Regions from separate parts of the Mus musculus genome. Here region 1 is linked to region 2. Evidence: chromatin contacts called from ENCODE POLR2A ChIA-PET data. All regions are on one chromosome and are shown on one strand. The core of a region is the stretch at or near the end of the contact, and the rest is flanking DNA. Distances in the headings are between cores, read along the strand shown.

Region 1 (4,118 bases), core at 429-2,928, 120 kb before region 2:
CCTGTGTAGTCCCTAGAAGTAGGTGGCACTCACTTGCATCTTTATTTCCCATGCTGGTGATCAAGTCCAGAGCCTGGTACTGCCAGGGCAGTCTACTACTGAGTCATTGAGCTCCACTACATGCCCAGCCTTTTTGGAGATAGAGTTTCACTATAGAATTTACTCTGTCACCCAGGCTGGTCTGGAACTCACACTTCTGCCTTGGCTTCCCGGAGGCTGGAATTGCAGATCTGTGCTCCAGCCTGGCTCTACAAAACTTGCCCCCCCCCCGCCCCCCTGTGCTGGCAATTGAACCTGGAGCCAGGCAAACATGCTACTGCTAACGCTAAATGTCCCTAGCATTTTTTTTTTCCAGAGCTGAGGACCAAACCCAGGGCCTTGCACTTGCTAGGCAAGTGCTCTACAACTGAGCTAAATCCCCAACCCCTGCAATTTTTTAAAATTTTATTTTCAGAGATGATCTTAATGATTTGCCCAGGTTGTCTTGAATTTTTTTAAAACATTATTTTATGGGCAGACATATTTTGCTAGCATGTATGTCTTTGTACCACTTGGATGTACGCTGCCTGAGGAGGCCAGAAGAGGGAGTTGGATTCCTAGGGACTAGAGTTATAGCCCTCACCATGTTGGGGCTGAGGATTGAACTGTGGTCCTCTGGAAGCATAGCCAGAGCTCCTAAGCTTTAAGCCAGTACCCTGGCCTCAAATTTTTGCTCCTTTTGCTCCAGCCTTTTGAGTAGCTAGGATTATAGGCCTTGGAAATAATTTTTAAAGGAAAACCATATGTTTAATAACACCCAGGGCACCCAGGTATGTACCCAGAGGCAAAAATCTCAGACTCACCTAACCCTGGTCCTGATAGGTAACCCATAGATAGAAAGCTTGTGAAAGCGAAGCAAATAGTGGTGGGGTGGGGAGGGGACCAAGCGTGGATAGGAATTGTGAGGCTTCAAATACAGCGAGACCCCCTTTCAAAAAAAAAAAAATCTTAGCTCAGGACTAGAGAGATGGTTTAGCAGTTAAAAGCATCTGCTGCTCTTCTGGAGTACCTAGGTTTGATTCCCAATCTGCATGTGGTAGCTAGCGTACAACCAGTTGTCTGTAAGGCCAGTTCCAGGATATCCAATGCCATCTTCTATCCTCTGCAATCGGAAAGCATGAATGTAGTGCAGAGACATGAAAGCAGGCAAAACACCCATAGCCATTTAAAAGAATCCTCACTCAGCTGCAGACCCACAAGCAACTCTTTCAGACACTCCATCCTAGTCACACACTACAAGGTGGATCGGAGCTCTCTCATAGGGCACTGCTAGTCTCAACACTCTCGATGGGTGCTTTCCTGGTTTTCTGTGTTCTTATGGATGATTGCTTAGCAGGACGTGACACATCTGGCAGTTGACAGAGAAGGACCATTAGGGACCAATCTCAACAACTTATCAAGACCCTCAGCTCCTCAAAAGAGGAAGCACTTATATTTGTACTTTTATTCTCAAGGCTGGCAGTGTTTGGCTTGGTTTTGCACTGCTAGAAGTAGAACCCAGGGTTTCTTCAGCACTGTTGTACCACTAAGCTGTACCCCGAGTTTCAGTTAGTCTTCCTGCTTTTCACCTCCTGCCTCTGTCCACACCCAATGTCCTCAGCTAGCACCTCCCATTCCTGCCCCTTGATCTCCAGGCACAGAGCCAGCCTCAGCCCCAACCTACCTGCCTTCCAGTCTACCAGGAAAGATGTGTGATCCAACATCTGAAAGTCAGGTAAGTGTGGGGTCGTGGAGGCTTTGGGGCATGAGTATTGACCAGGCTGGGGGTACCCAACCTGGGTCTGCTGACTTGCTTTCCTTCTCAGGGACACCCTTGTGGCTTTAGCTTCCTTGGGCTTTTCTTAAAGATAACCAGAGGGCAGCAGAAGCCCTGCTTGGGCTTGTGGAGGGCTCGGGTTTAAGGGTTGGCCGCTCTCTCTGGGTGCTTCACTGGGGAGACAGTTCAGCTTCAGACACGTAGAGACACCCAAAGGTGGTTCCTGGAGAATGCCCATGAGGCACTCAGGACAGAGCTGTGTCAGAAGGGCCCCCGAGAAACAATGACCTTGAAGCTGGTCAAAAGACTCAGAGGCCCTGAAAGGCTGGAGGGAACCTTTAAGAGGACTCTGGAGCAGACCAAAGGAGGGAGGCCGTGCTGTCCAGGGCACTGACTACTCAGAGAAATGGATGAGCTTATTTTCTAGACCCTCAGCACTGGGGGTGCCCCAAAAGCAGTACTTCGGGGGAACCATGCAGATAGAAATGCAGATTGCAAAAGTAAAAATAAAAAATAAAAAATCCTAGCTGGGTGTGGTGGTGCACTCCTTTAATCCCAGCATTCAGGAGGCAGAGGCAGGCAGATTTCTGAGTTCGAGGCCAGCCTGGTGAGTTCCAGGACAGCCAGGGCTATACAGAGAAACGCTGTCTCGAAAAAAATAAAAAACAAATCAAATAAATAAATAATAATAAAATAAAATAGAAAATCCTGAAAGTCAGTGACCGGAACTGGGAAATGAACAGCTTTGCTTAAACCATTAAAATAAATAAGAGGGGAGAGATGAGCACAGAGATGGAAAGAGAAAGCAAATGTGCAATAAAAATCGGCTATGTTCAGGGCTGCTGCTTCAATCAGATTCAGAAAATACTAGTAATTTCTCTTTACACCATAGACACGAGGAGAAAAGCATAAAGTAGTTATATCAGGAACTAAACAGGGCGCTCATACAGATTCAACAAACATTTTCAACAGGACTATTTTTAATTCATGTGTATGTTAGTGCAGCTGCCTATAGTGGCCAGAAGAGGGCACCAAATCCCGTGGAGTCGGGGGTTACAAGCCTTTGTAAGCTGCCTAGCATGAGTACTAGGAATCAAATTCTGGTCCTTTGGGAAAGCTGTGAACACGGAGCCCCAAATAGGATTGGAAAACCTAAAACAAAATATACAGCTTTCTCTTCCAGGGGCCTGAATGCCCCTTAGTTACTTCTTTGGTTAGTTGGTTGGTTTAGGGTTTGGGAAACTGACTGTTTCCCAAGTAGATATCTGAATGGCTCGCATGCACAGACATTTTTCCTTTAAAACAATTAATTTTGTGCCAGGAGGTGGTGGCACAGGCCTTTAATTCCAGCACTAGGAAGGCAGAGGTAGGTGGATCTCTGAGTTTGAGGTCAGCCTGGTCTCCAAAGTCAGTGTGAACAGCCAGGACTGCACAGAGAAGTCCTGTCTCAAAAAAACCAGACAAACAAAACCCCCATTTTTTATGCTATGTGTATGAGTATCTTGCCTGCAATGAATACATGTGTACCACGTGTATGCAGTGATTGTAGGGGCCAGTACAGTTACAGACAGTTGTGGACCACCACGTGGGTGCAGGAAACCGAACCCAGGTCCAGCAATATACCCTCGTTCTGTAGTTTTACTTTGTTTTGGAGAAAAGGTCTCACCGCAGTGCTTAGTTGATCTTGAAACTCGTCATTCTCCTGCCTCAGCTTCTCAAGTGTTGAGATTACAGGGGCACAGCAGCACACTTGGCGTCATTTTTTTTTCCGAGACAGGGTTTCTCTGTGTAGACCTGGCTGCCCTGGAACTCACTTTGTAGACTCAGACATCTGCCTACCTCTGTCTCCGAGTGATGGGATTAAAGGTGTGCGCCACCACGCCCGGCTCTTCCTTTTCTTGTGACGTGCGTTTGGGTGTTTTGCCTGGATGTGTGTCTGTGCATGGATTCCCTGGAACTGCAGATACAGAGAGCTGTGAGCCACCATGTGGGCGCTGGGAAGTTGAACCCCAGTCCTTTTTGCAAGAGCAGTCAGAGCTCTCACCTCTGCATCGGCTCTCTAGCCCTACCCAGCCCACAGCTATAGCTGCAGATCAGAAAAGGAGGGAGCTGGGGGGTTGAGGGGTGCTCTGAATCTTGTCTTCACAAGAGATAAATTCCACTTTCCTAGTCTTCTCCTTTCTCTAGCAGGAGGAAAAGGAAGGGAACCCCAGCCCCTGACTAAAGCACTTTGTCACCTTCAGCCCCAAACCCATCAGCCTGAGACTGATGCACAGGAGGCAGGCCAGTTAGTTATTCTCTGGGCCCCTCTATTTTGCCTTCT
Region 2 (3,690 bases), core at 727-3,226:
ACAATTCGCCATGGGCTGCAAGCAGGAAGGAAAAGATTGGGTTAATGTGAGACCCTGCCCTGCTTGGAGAACCAAACAGGGAAGCTCAGGACTGATGCAGAACACCTTAGATGACAACAAATTAGTTCTGACACTTTTTATATTCCCCAGAAAGCCAGAAAGGAAAACCAGATGTGTTTCTGCACACCTGTGATCAACACTTGGAAGGCTGAGACAGGAGGATCACAAGTTGGCAGTCCAACTTGGGCTCTAAATGGAGACCCTGTCCCACAAAGAAAGTTTGTGCCTTTTAATACCAGCACTCTGAGGTCAGAGGTCAGCCTAGTCTAGTCAGTTCGAGGCCAGCCAGGGTTCTATAGTGAGATACTGTCTCAAAACAAACAAACCCCAAAAGAAAAGGTTTGTAAATCTATCTGTGGTACAAAAGTGAGAAAACAATTTGGGATGGGGGAGGTGTCTCACCACATAGCCTTGCAACGATGGGTTTACTACTGGCAGAGCAGTGCTCTTGATTACAAGCAAGCGTCAATACAACTGTTTTTGTCATTATCAAAAATCAAATGGCTTTGGAATCTAGGTCCCCTGTCCCCCACAATCTGTCTCTTGCTTAAATCAACTACTCTACCACTGAGCCCCTATGACTGTTTCTGACAATACAGTATTCTCAGAGAGTTCTACGTGAAACTAGATTTGAAGAACAGAGTCCCTCAAATCCTAGAACCAGGAGCCAAAAACAAAATGGTTTTTGTTACTATCAAAAATCAGTAAGAGTTGTCATGTGCCTGGCAGGGGTGGTTCACGCCTTTAATCCCAGAACTTGGGGGGCAGAGGCAGGAGGATTTCTTAGTTCAAGACTACAGAGTGAGTTCCAGGACAGCCAGGGCTACACCACAGAGTAACCGTGTCTGGGAGGGGGGGGGGGGAGTTGTCGTGTCAGGCTTCAATAGTGTTAACTAGCAAACGTTATTTAAGTAAAATATAAACAGGGTGACTGACACTCGGTTCGACACAAAAAGCACGTCCAGAGAAACCCTTGTGTCCTTTTAAAACCTAAATCGGACAAATCAAAAGACCGTGCGGAAAAGCCAGGTGCCATCTGGCTTAGCCCACAGTGAGTTCACACATGCCCTATCCTATGTCAAAAGCCAGCCTGAGAAAAGCGACACGAAGAAACCCTGTGGATATTGGCTCCACGCCTCTCCTCCCTCACCGCCGGAATGGATCTGCCCAGCGTTTCTCTTTTGGCTCACAAAGGGGGTCTAGGAGAAGAGCCAGGGCAACAGTGCGATAGTTTGTCCCACACCGCACATACTGGGACACTCCACGGTGGCGGTTTTTTGACGAAGTCCGAGTGGGAGGGGCCATGCCGGATGCGCAGAGGCAGTGAAGTTTCCGAGCCTCCCGGGTCAGGGACTTGACACTGCAGCCCCTGCCTTCCCCGCCCGCCTCCCGTTGTCCGCCTGAGCGTCGCGCGGACTGTCCCGAAGCCTGTGCCCATCGCCGTACCAAGGTTCGCGAGCGTACTCCTCCATGGCGCCAGAGTCCGGCCTGGCGCAGTCGGTGGCGCGGGCGAGACACTCCCCCCGTCCCCCTCCCGCTCCGAAACGCCCACAAGCTCTGAGGCGCTGTACGTAGACCAAGGGAACAATTGGTTCTTCTCTGCTTACGTAAGGCCAACGGCGCGCTCTTATTGGCTAGCCAGAAGGGCCACATCCGTTCCATGTAAGCGTCGGATGCGACCAGTTAATTGCACCTGGGGAGAGTCGAGGAGCCTGTTGTGCTTTAAACCAAGAGCCCTTCGGTGTTGGTAAGCACTGTGCCAATGAGGGAGAGGAGGGTAAGGAGATAGACTTTGACTAATCGCACAGTTGTACTGGTAAGGCTGGGGTGTAAGCTTTCTTTTAAAGCTGGAGATGGCGTTGGCATTGTATCTCCCCCATCCTAGCGCCTTGGTTCCGCCCACCGTGCGGACTTTGAGGAACGTTGGGTGATCCCATTTCTGGGTTGCGGGTGTGTGGCACTTGGTCCCTTGGGTGATGGGTGGAGCCTTGGTCTAGAGAGGAACTGGGTCTTTGGTCCATCCGGTCTCCAGTGCCTGGGTCCGGAGAGTTCTGCTGATCCTAATTCTGGCCATATTGCTACATATCTCTTTTATCTTTTAGCACGCATTTTTGTTCTCTTCCAGCTACTGTTGCAGTTACGTAGGTGTGTGTGTGTGTGTGTGTGTGTGTGTGTGTGTGTGTGTGTGTGTGTGTGTGTGAACACACGCGTGGTTACTGGCTATCCAGATTGAAATGTTAATCAGATCTGCCCTTCAGTACTGTCTTGTCTGTTTCTAGGTCTGGTCAGCTACCCACTATGCCGCTTCCTGTTGCGCTGCAGACCCGCTTGGCGAAGAGGGGCATCCTCAAACATCTGGAGCCGGGTGAGAAAACTAAAAGCAGATGCATCTATCATGTGCCAGTGTTAATAGACGTTCTGCTGTTTATTCTATTCTTTATTCCCCCTTTTCTCCGCCCCCTCCCGCCCCTGTCGAACCTAGGTGTTTGCTAAGTAAGTGCTCTGCCATCTTCTGCCGTCCTAGTGTGCATCTTCCCCCGCCCCCTTGTACTGCTGGGGTTAGACCAGAGCTCTTGGATGCGCTCTATTGAAGTATATCTCCTTGACTGGCACCTTGGTTTTGATACTTGGTATCTTGCATGGCCTGGCAGGCATCTCGTTGTCAATATAATTTTTTCTGATATTCATTACTTCTTCGTGGTTGGTGGGTGCTGTGTGAAGTGTAAGGCTGGAGGGATAGCTTTAATTTAAGTCATGAATCAAGTGGACACGGTGGCAGGTACAAATATCTCAGGTACTAAGGAGGCTGAGCTACAAACATGGCTTGAGTCCAGGAGGTCAAGGCCAGACATGGCAATTTGGCAAGACCCAGTCTTCAAAAAATAAAAAACAAATAGACATAAGTATGGTGGCATTCATCTGTAGTCCCCAGCATGGCTGGGGCAGGTAAAAGGGATCACAGGAGACAGCCTGGTTTACATACTGAATTCTAGGCCAGATATACATGTGTCTGTGTGTGTATGTACACATGTATATATGTGTATATATATGTGTGTGTATCAGAAAATAAGTAAAATAAACCCATGACTGCATGGTATTTAACTAATTAATGTTTGAGACATGGTCTCATTCTGTACTTCTGGCAGGCCTGGGACCCATTCTGTATATCAGGCTGGCTTTGCATTCATCAAGATCTGCCTGTCTCCGCTTTCCTAATGCTAGGATTAAGGGTCCAAAAAGGCATCTGATCTATCCTGCAGTCTCCTATGTGCCAAATACAGTGACAGGATGCTGATGCTCTATGTTTACCTCAGCAGAGGTACTTGGGTGATGGGCACCATAACCATTAACATTTATTTAAGGCTGCCTAAGTGCCTGGCACGTATGATATGCTAACAGTCAAAAAAGATGATCTGGGGGCTGGAGAGATGGCTCAGCAGTTAAGAGCACTGACTGCTCTTCTGAAGGTCCTGAGTTCAAATCTCAGCAATCACATGGTGGCTCACAACCATCTGTAATGAGATCTGATGTCCTCTTCTGGAGTGTCTGAAGACAGCTACAGTGTACTTACATATAATAAATAAATAAATAAATCTTTAAAAAAAAGATGATCTCTTAATAAGATTTACT

What was found. ChIA-PET counts read pairs that join two places held with the same protein, here RNA polymerase II (POLR2A).
Region 1: POLR2A ChIA-PET joins it to region 2 with 12 read pairs in Patski. The contact joins the promoter of Glod5 here to the promoter of Pqbp1 in region 2. POLR2A ChIA-PET finds 5 or more read pairs at or near these places in 3 of 5 experiments (Patski and embryonic stem cell).

What each region holds. Positions count from the first base shown.
Region 1 is chrX:8,016,052-8,020,169 of GRCm38, reverse strand. Glod5 (glyoxalase domain containing 5) reads left to right here and starts at 1,678. Exons shown (of 4, transcript NM_027227.2): 1 at 1,678-1,753. The coding sequence starts at 1,727. The region is part of intron 2 of Gm39488 (a long non-coding RNA gene); the gene reads right to left.
Region 2 is chrX:7,897,286-7,900,975 of GRCm38, reverse strand. Pqbp1 (polyglutamine binding protein 1) reads left to right here and starts at 1,976. Exons shown (of 7, transcript NM_019478.4): 1 at 1,976-2,205; 2 at 2,340-2,425. The coding sequence starts at 2,359. It overlaps Timm17b (translocase of inner mitochondrial membrane 17b), which reads right to left and starts at 1,640. Exons shown (of 6, transcript NM_011591.5): 1 at 1,507-1,640; 2 at 1-15. The coding sequence starts at 1,532.